Linked DNA regions of Homo sapiens: all the other regions are linked to region 3. The links are chromatin contacts, found by Hi-C or POLR2A ChIA-PET in ENCODE. All regions are on one chromosome and are shown on one strand. Each heading gives the region's core, a stretch centred on a gene start or an enhancer-like site at or near the end of the contact. The rest is flanking DNA. Distances are from core to core; before and after follow the strand shown. Region 1 holds the start of NDUFS3 (NADH:ubiquinone oxidoreductase core subunit S3). Region 2 overlaps CELF1 (CUGBP Elav-like family member 1). Region 3 holds the start of ARFGAP2 (ARF GTPase activating protein 2).

Region 1 (2,700 bases), core at 1-2,500, 400 kb after region 3:
TGGAGCTGAAACTCCCGGCCTTCCACCGAAATGGTGACATCAGCAAAGAGCTCCTCCTCTAGACACAGTTTCATGATGCCTTGAGCCACACGGCCTGAATGTGACCGATCTTTGAAAGTGTAGTTCACAAAGTAGTTCTCATCCATGGATGCTCCAGGCTCCTCTGGTGATTCCATGCTAGCCAACTTCTCTCTCTGCCAGCTGTCTGCAAAGCAACACCATCTTGAGTAACCTGAGGAATTCACAGCCATAGTCTGTGAATCCAACTGTCCAACTCAGGGAGGGAAAAGGAAGAAGTGAGAGCAAAGTGGGTCCAGATTGGCCTTAGTCCTGGCCCTGTCCATGATGTCCCTGACGCTATCCTTTAACCAAATCTGGGTTCGTTATCCCCAGTGGCGCCCCTCCGCTAATGATATAAATAAAAGTTCCAACTCTGGGTGTTTTCCTGAGAAAACACGGAATAATTCCTTTCCATAATGTTAACAAAAGACTTGGGATTTAGGTCAATATATGAAAGCAAAGGGCTGGGAGAGGCCTGTGATCGTAAAAGCCTTACTAACCAAATAACTGGGGCATAAAACTAGTGAAGCTCAGGGGCAGTAGAATCAGACAAAAAGGACCCCTGGCCCCGGCCTAGTGGCCAGGTCCTCTCCTTCCCAGCGCATGGAGTTAAGACGCTCCATATGAAGCCTAGCCTGGGATATCCGTGGGTCTTACATTTGCTCTCTTCTGAGCTGCTTCCCCCACACTTCCCCGCTCGCTCGAAAGACTCCCTATGGCTGCGTCCCAGAACTTGAGTCCATCCGCCCCCAGGCCGGGGCACTGGGAGGCCCATCACCCTGTGCAATGTCCCCGCTCCACCTTGAGTCGTCTTGGAAACGGTCGCCAGGGAAACCGTTCTTCCCGCTCAGGCCCGCCCGCCCTCGTCAAAAGCTTGGCTCAGAGAGCGGGGGAGGGGTGTGTAGCGTAGAACCCAAAACGCCCGCCCCCTCCCCTCCTCTCACCCGCCTGGTTCTTCAGCGTCCTCGCCTTCTCTCTAGGCTCTGCCACAAGGAGCTAGGACCACGCTCACCTCACGATTTCCCTACCTGCCTGTCTCGCTTTCTCACCTGCGTTCCCTCCTTTCATCCCGGAGCCCGGAACCTCCGCTTCCGGCTCCACGTCCGCCCGGAAGAAGATCTGCTGCACACTTCCGTTTCCGGTCCGTGCCCTTGGGGCTCCGTGTCCTGCTGTCTTTCCGTCCGCTGCCTAGTCTGCATCTGAGTAACATGGCGGCGGCGGCGGTAGCCAGGCTGTGGTGGCGCGGGATCTTGGGGGCCTCGGCGCTGACCAGGGGTGAGCACGGGCAGCCAGCTGAGACCGGGGTCAGGCGCAGCGGCGTGCCCAGTGCAGAGAGCTCCTCAGGGCTCATCCCGCGCGTCTGTGCCTTTTATCTCCCTGTGCAGGGACTGGGCGACCCTCCGTTCTGTTGCTGCCGGTGAGGCGGGAGAGCGCCGGGGCCGACACGCGCCGTGAGTATGTGCGGGCAGCGCTCTTCTCTGAACTATCGGCGGGGCCCCTTAGATGCCTGTCCTTGCCCTAGGATGCCCTTCCCTACGTCCTCCTGGCAAATCTTGGAGATCTGACTTGCAGTGGTCTTCACCCTGCATGCAGAATCGAGCCCTCCCTGTGCCCTTAGGCCTGTTATGGCCCTGATTGTTCCTTGTCCATTTCAATCATCCCCTTTTTGTCTGATTAAACTGTCAGCTCTTTGAAAGCAAGCAATATAACCTTTAGGCCTCAGAGCCCTGTAATAATAGTACCTAGCGTTAATTGAGTGCTTAATGTGTGCCTGGAACCTCGCTAAGCGTTTTAGTGAATGATCTTATTTCGTCCTCACAACAGCCTTATGGGGTAGATAGCATCTTACTCTTCTTACTATAGATCAGGAAACAGTCCAAAGAATTAAACTGCCCAGGGTCAAAGACCTAGTGAATGACAAAGTAGGCCTGCCTGCTGCCAGAGGCAGAAACACCTAACCATTATTCTGTAGCTTGTGATGTGTGATTGCTCAGTGGTTTAGGGTTGCATGAATGAGTATGTACATATTATGTTACAGTCAAGATACACGGACTGGGAGTTAGGAGACCTGGCATTTCTCCTTTCCTGGGTTTTCTCATTGACACACACACACACACACACACACACACACACACACACACACACACCTGGGCCTCAGTTTTCTCATTGACACACACACACACACACACTTTTAAGGAGAGAGAGAGTCTGTGAGGGATCTTCAAGCCCTGAAGTTCTTAGCTTGAGAACCTGGTATAAACTTGCGTGCTAAGGAGCTACAGAGAGGCAAAAGTTCAGTTCCCATCCTCAAACAGCTCTTAGTCTGACAGGAGAACTGAGACTACTGCTTTAGCAGAAATGCAGGCAATGTGAGGGAAGAACTGTGGAGTAATTTTGAGAAGAGGTGAACACCCCAGCTGCTATAGTAAGAGTCTTTCTGAGGACCGTGTAGTTAAGGTGGCACTTTCCCCAAGTTTTCATCACTGTATTCCCTAGAAGGGAAACCTTTCACATGCACCTTTCTCAAGGTGCTTCAGGGAGCCTTTCCTGGATTTGACATCCCTTACAAGCCTAAGAGACTGCATGCAGGGCTGGCTTTTGCCTTCTCCATTTCTTTTTTAAATATGCCTTTTCCTTCCA
Region 2 (2,828 bases), core at 158-2,657, 340 kb after region 3:
CAGGCACAAGCCATCATGCCCAGCTAATGTTTTGTATTTTCAGCAGAAACAGGGTTTCCCCATGTTGCCAAAGCTGGTCTTGAACTCCTGAGTTTAGGCAATCCACCCTCCTTGGCCTCCCAGAGTAAGCTAGGATTACAGGAGTGAGCCACTGTGCCCGGTTTTTTGTTTTGTTTTGTTTTGAGATGGAGTCCCGCTCTGTTTCCCAGGCTGGAGTGCGGTGGCATGATCTCTGCTTACTGCAACCTCCGCCTCCCAGGTTCAAACGATTCTCCTGCCTCAACCTCCTGAGTAGCTGGGACTACAGGCACTGGCCACCAAGCCTGGCTAATTTTTTTGTATTTTTAGTAGAGACAGGTTTTCACTGTATTAGCCAGGATAGTCCTGATCTCCTGACCTCATGATCCACCTGCCTTGGCCTCCCAAAGTGCTGGAATTACAGGCATGAGCCACCGTGCCCAGAATTTTTTTTTTTTTTTTTTTTTTAGAGATGAGGGATCACTCTGCCCAGCTAATTTTTTTTGTATTTTTAGTAGAGACAGAGTCTGGCCATGTTAGCCAGGGTGGTCTCGAACTCCTGACCTCAAATGATCTGCCTGCCTCAGCCTCCCGAAATGTTGGGATTACAGATGTGAGCCTCCGCACCCTGCCCAAACTTTTAACTGGAAAAGAGAAAAAAGACAAATAATAGAAATAACTTGGGAAAAGTATATTCTCTTTAAAGTATTACTTTTTGGTCAGCTTGCAATGCCCTTTACTTCTTTCTTCCTGTTACATGCCTAGCTCAATAAGTAAGTTAGGCCCCCTGCTTTGGAAAACTCCATGTTCACCTACTCTCATGCTCCAGAGAGCCAAGTAAACAGATAAAAGGATCAAGCGGGAAGCAGACCTCTCAGGAGCTGGAGGCCTGTAAGCCCAACAATGCTTTAGGCTAAACAGACTAAACTTTATGCTAAACCGTGTGAAAATGGACAAGTGAGATTTCCTGAAAACAAAATCCACAGCTTTCATCAGATTCTATAAGGGGTTCACAACCATTCTTAGAATGGTCCCCTCTTGGACTTCCAATCCCTAGAGGATGGGACTAGATTAATCTAGACTAACACTAGGTCATCTAAAACTATAATTGTATTTTCTCTAAACAAGTTTTTAAACAGCTATCTAGTTTAGTCCACATCACATACAATTCACCTCATTTAAAATGTTGTTAGTGATTTTAATCTCATTTCAAAATGTTGTTAGTGAACTATGTTTCAACTTTCTCATTTATATTCATATCCACAGAACACCTGAATAAAAGTAACACATATCAGACCTTCAATTGTTGAACTTAATTCCCCAGTTTATCTGGTGTAATTTGTAAAGTTTCTATGAACTTTCCTGAATTGAGACATACTTGCACTTCCTAGTTTTTTGGGGGTTTTCCCCCCTGAAATTGCAGGTACTGTAAAAGCAACATGTGGGCAGCACCCCCTCTTTTTTTTTTTTTGAGACAGAGTCTCGCTCTGTCACCCAGGCTGGAGTGCAGTGGCGTGATCTCAGCTCACTGCAAGCTCCGCCTCTCGGGTGCATGCCATTCTCCTGCCTCAGCCTTCCGAGTAGCTGGGACTACAGGCACCCGCCACCACGCCTAATTTTTTGTATTTTTAGTAGAGATGGGGTTTCACCATGTTAGCCAGGATGGTCTCGATCTCCTGACCTCGTGATCCGCCCACCTCGGCCTCCCAAAGTGCTAGGATTACAGGCGTGAGCCACTGCGCCCGGCCACCCTCTTTTTTTTTTTTTAAACAAAATATTTCATAAGTATTCCTTCCTGTTTTAATTTTTCCATTTCCCCAACTTTAATTAATTATACTTACAACCATATTTTGGTTTATCTTCTACCAGGATTTCTTCCATGCATACAATAAAATGTACAAACACTCAAATACACAAAATTTTCCTTTTTTTTTTCCCCCCAGATGGAGTCTTGTTCTGTTGTCCAGGCTGGAGTGCAGTGGCATGATCTCAGCTCACTGCAGCCTCTGCCTCCCGGGTTCAAGCAATTCTCCTGCCTCAGCCTCCCAAGTAGCTGGGACTACAGGCGTGCACCACCACACCCAGCTAATTTTTGTATTTTTTAGTACAGACAGGGTTTCGACATGTTGGCCAGGCTGGAACTCCTGACCTCAAGTGATGGGCTCACCTTGGCCTCCCAAAGTACTGGGATTACAGGCATGAGCCACCATGTCTGGCCTCAAATACACAGAATTTTCAAATTCAATATTATACTAAGTATAATACTGCACAACCTACTTTTTTGCACCTAACAATGATAAACATTTTCTCGTAAGCAGCCATTATTAAAGGATCAGAGCCACAAATGGCCTAAAGCTTGACTCTGCCAATAGCATCCTTGCATATTCACAACCAATAAATAGAACTACCTCCCTAATCTAGCTCACCTCCCATTTAGTTATATGATCTTTCCATGAGTATATAAGCACCTAAACCAGAGGTCGTCTCACCTGAGAGACACCCTATTTTAGAGGCACTCAGATGAGGCAAACAGAGCATGCAAAAAACATTTTTAAAAATCTCTTTTTGGCCAGGCATGATGGCTCATGCCTGTAATCCCAGCACTTTGGGAGGCCAAGGCAGGAACATCTCTAGCACCCAGGAGTTTGAGACCAGCCTCGGCAACATAGCAAGACCCTATCTCTACAAAAAAAAAAAAAAAAAAAATCAGACAGGCATGGCAGTGCACGCCTGTAGCCCTAATTTGGATGCTGAGGTAGGAAGATTGCTTGAGTCCAGAAATTTGAGGCTGCAGTGAGCCATGATCGTGC
Region 3 (2,806 bases), core at 74-2,573:
CCCATACCCAGCCTCCCCATCCTTCATCCAGGGCAGGCCCACAAGACCCAATGACTGTGAAGGCTCCCAACTCCTGTGGCTTTTCCCCAAGAACACCTGCCCAGTTTAATTGGAATCTGAAACCCATTTAAGAGAAGCTGTGACCAGTTTCGAAGTTTTCAGAAAATAGCTTATGGTGGTGTTATAGAACAGAGAACCCTCTGAACAGGGAAAACGACAGGGCCTCTTAGGGAGTCGTGCAAAGTTAGTAACCAGGCAGAAGAATGGAAGGTGAGGGAAGTAGAAGGAGCTTTACCGCATTGGCATTCCCGCCGACCTGCATACACCTCAGCTGGAACCAGTTCCAGTTGGAATCCAACTCTGTGGACCTGTGTACAAGGGCTGCGTCTCACCCACTAGCAGATACCAGCAGGATTTCCCTGGCAACCCGGATACCTGTCACTTGGCCTCAGGCTGCTGTAGGCACCCAGGAAACATTAATCAGCCATCACCCCATTTCCTCCACACTACCCTGTCCATGAAAACTCTCCTCTTCGTTCATTTACTCCAAAGAGTACTAATTATGTCCCCAGATCCGAAAGGAGGTCACATTCTCAGGCACGCACGCCTGGATTTGGCTTTCCCCTAATGGATGGTCACAGTCTCACTAGAGACATACTGGTCTAACAACATATCAGCAACAACAAGGTCAATGCCTCCCTTTCCCCTCAACTAACGCTCAGAGTCTCAAGCCTGACCGTCAAAAAAGAGGAAGTTTTGGCCCAGAGGCGGAGACGGACCGCCCATGTGCCAAAGGGCCCACACAGGTGGTTCCCTCTGGCAGGAGGCTACCGGACCCTCTCGGCCCAGAGGCTTCCCACCGAATTCAGAGCGGCCCAAGTCGAGGCAGCCACTCTCCCTTGTTGCCCAGACACCCCTGGCCGGCCGGGTGGAAACACGGCAACCGCGCGGAGAGCCTACCTGATGAAGCTCAGATGGACGCCCAGGGAGCGGTGCACCCCGGAACAGTCAATGCACAAGAAAACACCGTACGTGATGCTGGCCCAACTCGGATTCTTGGCGCCGCAGTCGAAACAGGCCTGGGTGGAGGCGGCGATGAGCGAATCGTCAGGGGCCCCGAGTAAAGGCCAGGCACCGACACCCCAGAAACATAACCCACCTCCGCCCTTCTCCCTCCCTCAGGCCCCAGCGGGACGAGAGACTCCGCGCGCCCCCTGCTCACGCACCTTGTTGGTTGGAACTGCGCGAAGCCTCTTAAAAAGAGTCTGGATTTCGGTCTTGTTCGGCTCCGCCGCCATTTTCTCTCCTTCCCAGACACAACCGCGGCTGACGGGTCCCGCCGCGGGCCAATCCACGGCGGGGAGGGCGGGCTCACCAGGCCGGCCTCAGCGGTGCCTGGGCCAGCCGAGGGGTGGGGTGATTGGAGTCCGATCTGGACCAATGGGCAGCCGGCGGGACGGGGGCGGCGACGACAACCGCGGCCGCAAGAATCAACGCCGCGCCGGGCCAATCCGCAGCCGGGGCGGGGCGACGGCGCGCGGACCGGCCCAAACCTCCTCGCGCGCGTAGTACCCTTCCCCCCGCCCCTCCCACGCCGCAACCCCCAGGTGGAGTCGCCCCCACGCCGCGCAGGCTGCGGGAGGCTGGGGGCGGGGACCCCCACTCCAGCTAATTACAGATCGATGAATAAGGATTAGGCTGCCCAAACACTCCTCGTCCCTCCGGCCCGAACGGGCAGACGCATTGGCCCGCGTCTCGCCCAGCCTTCAGCCGTTCTCGGTTAACAGCAAGCCTGACAGCGAGTCCCCTCCACTCCAGATTAGTATCTCGAAGTTCCAGAGCAGGTACCAAGCAGGCAAACCCTTTTCCAACCCCGGCCCCATAACAGACGCTAGGCCTCTCTCTAGATGCCCTCTGGTGGCCTGGCAAGGGTGTCCTATCAAAAAAATGCACATGAGCCCGACAGTGGTGTTTTTGTTTTTGTGTGTGGGTGTGTGTCAAGTTTTAATACACGCTAGAACAAGCCACAAGAGGGTGCTGCTAGGCCAGAACTACACTCACCCCAAGCCCACCCCAGGAACCCCAAAGCAGAGGTCAGGAACTGAGTCCACAGCTCCTGGGGAGGCCCAGGCACCCCTGAACGCTTCTGTCACCTCTGACCTCCCATCTTGCCCTCAGCCTAGACTCGTCCCTTCCCTACCAGTCCCTTCCCTAGACAAAGGCCCCTCCCCTCCCTGGGTCCCAGGACTTCCTCCCTCAAGGGACAGAGGAGCAGCCAGAGAGCGACGGTTCAGGGCCCTGAGGGTCCGGCTCTCCAGGAGAAGCTGGGCTCTGAACCAGGGTGGGTAAACGTTGCAGAAGGGCTGTCAGGACACTCAGGCGCCCACACACTCCACGTAGTTGGCAGGGTACAGGCCAATGCGGCCACTCTGCAACTGGCCTTGGCACCAGCCCTGCTCGTCCTCCTCACTCATCTTCAGCAGCTCCTCCCCTGGGGGAAAGGGGATTGGTCACTGCCAGTGGCCCTGGCCCAGGCCCTGTTCCTGCAACTGGGTCAAGGACTGAGGGGGATGGTGTGGTCCCAGAGCCCAGCTAGCAAAGACATGGCTCAGGCAGAGGCAGGTCAAGGTCAGCAAGCTGCCCCACCCCAGACCCTGAATGCAGCCACCAGGCACCAGCTATCTGGACCTGGAACAGCTGAAGGGACAGAGGACTGGCCCTTAAGAAGTGGGTATTTGGCTTCCCTTTCTGACACCCCTGCTCAGGCAGATAAGGCAGAGGCTGAAGCTAGGAAAGGGGTCCCAGG

Evidence for each region. A loop is a pair of places that touch in the nucleus more often than their neighbours do. ChIA-PET counts read pairs that join two places held with the same protein, here RNA polymerase II (POLR2A). Pooled maps may share reads with other maps.
Region 1: a loop to region 3 is called in a map of naive thymus-derived CD4-positive, alpha-beta T cell, with 16 times the contacts of the local background. The contact joins the promoter of NDUFS3 here to the promoter of ARFGAP2 in region 3. A Hi-C loop is called at or near these places in 3 of 168 maps with a recorded cell type or tissue (CD4-positive, alpha-beta memory T cell, CD8-positive, alpha-beta T cell and naive thymus-derived CD4-positive, alpha-beta T cell), 1 of 37 single-sample maps with no recorded cell type and 11 of 50 pooled maps. POLR2A ChIA-PET finds 5 or more read pairs at or near these places in 1 of 52 experiments (activated CD8-positive, alpha-beta T cell).
Region 2: a pooled map shows a loop between it and region 3 (4-fold over the local background). The contact joins the enhancer-like site here to the promoter of ARFGAP2 in region 3. A Hi-C loop is called at or near these places in 5 of 50 pooled maps. POLR2A ChIA-PET finds 5 or more read pairs at or near these places in 2 of 52 experiments (CD8-positive, alpha-beta memory T cell and WTC11).

Annotation. Positions count from the first base shown.
Region 1 is chr11:47,577,824-47,580,523 of GRCh38, forward strand. It overlaps NDUFS3 (NADH:ubiquinone oxidoreductase core subunit S3), which reads left to right and starts at 1,251. Exons shown (of 7, transcript NM_004551.3): 1 at 1,251-1,335; 2 at 1,446-1,511. The coding sequence starts at 1,269. It overlaps KBTBD4 (kelch repeat and BTB domain containing 4), which reads right to left and starts at 1,147. Exons shown (of 4, transcript NM_018095.6): 1 at 1,110-1,147; 2 at 1-205. The coding sequence starts at 1,128. RefSeq lists enhancers at 706-1,365, 1,058-1,297, 1,366-2,024.
Region 2 is chr11:47,511,989-47,514,816 of GRCh38, forward strand. The region is part of intron 1 of CELF1 (CUGBP Elav-like family member 1); the gene reads right to left. Among named protein-coding and RNA genes, the nearest start is that of CELF1, 40 kb to the right of the region's middle. RefSeq lists a silencer at 1,572-1,711. Within about 2 kb of position 1,408, at least 12 of the 41 ENCODE cell types and tissues checked have a DNase peak (open chromatin) inside an H3K27ac peak, as active enhancers do.
Region 3 is chr11:47,175,556-47,178,361 of GRCh38, forward strand. ARFGAP2 (ARF GTPase activating protein 2) reads right to left here and starts at 1,324. Exons shown (of 16, transcript NM_032389.6): 1 at 1,227-1,324; 2 at 961-1,079; 3 at 296-368. The coding sequence starts at 1,298. PACSIN3 (protein kinase C and casein kinase substrate in neurons 3) reads right to left here. Exons shown (of 11, transcript NM_016223.5): 11 at 1,967-2,491. The coding sequence ends at 2,376. RefSeq lists enhancers at 1,072-1,301, 1,843-2,424, 2,272-2,321, 2,402-2,451 and a silencer at 1,352-1,781.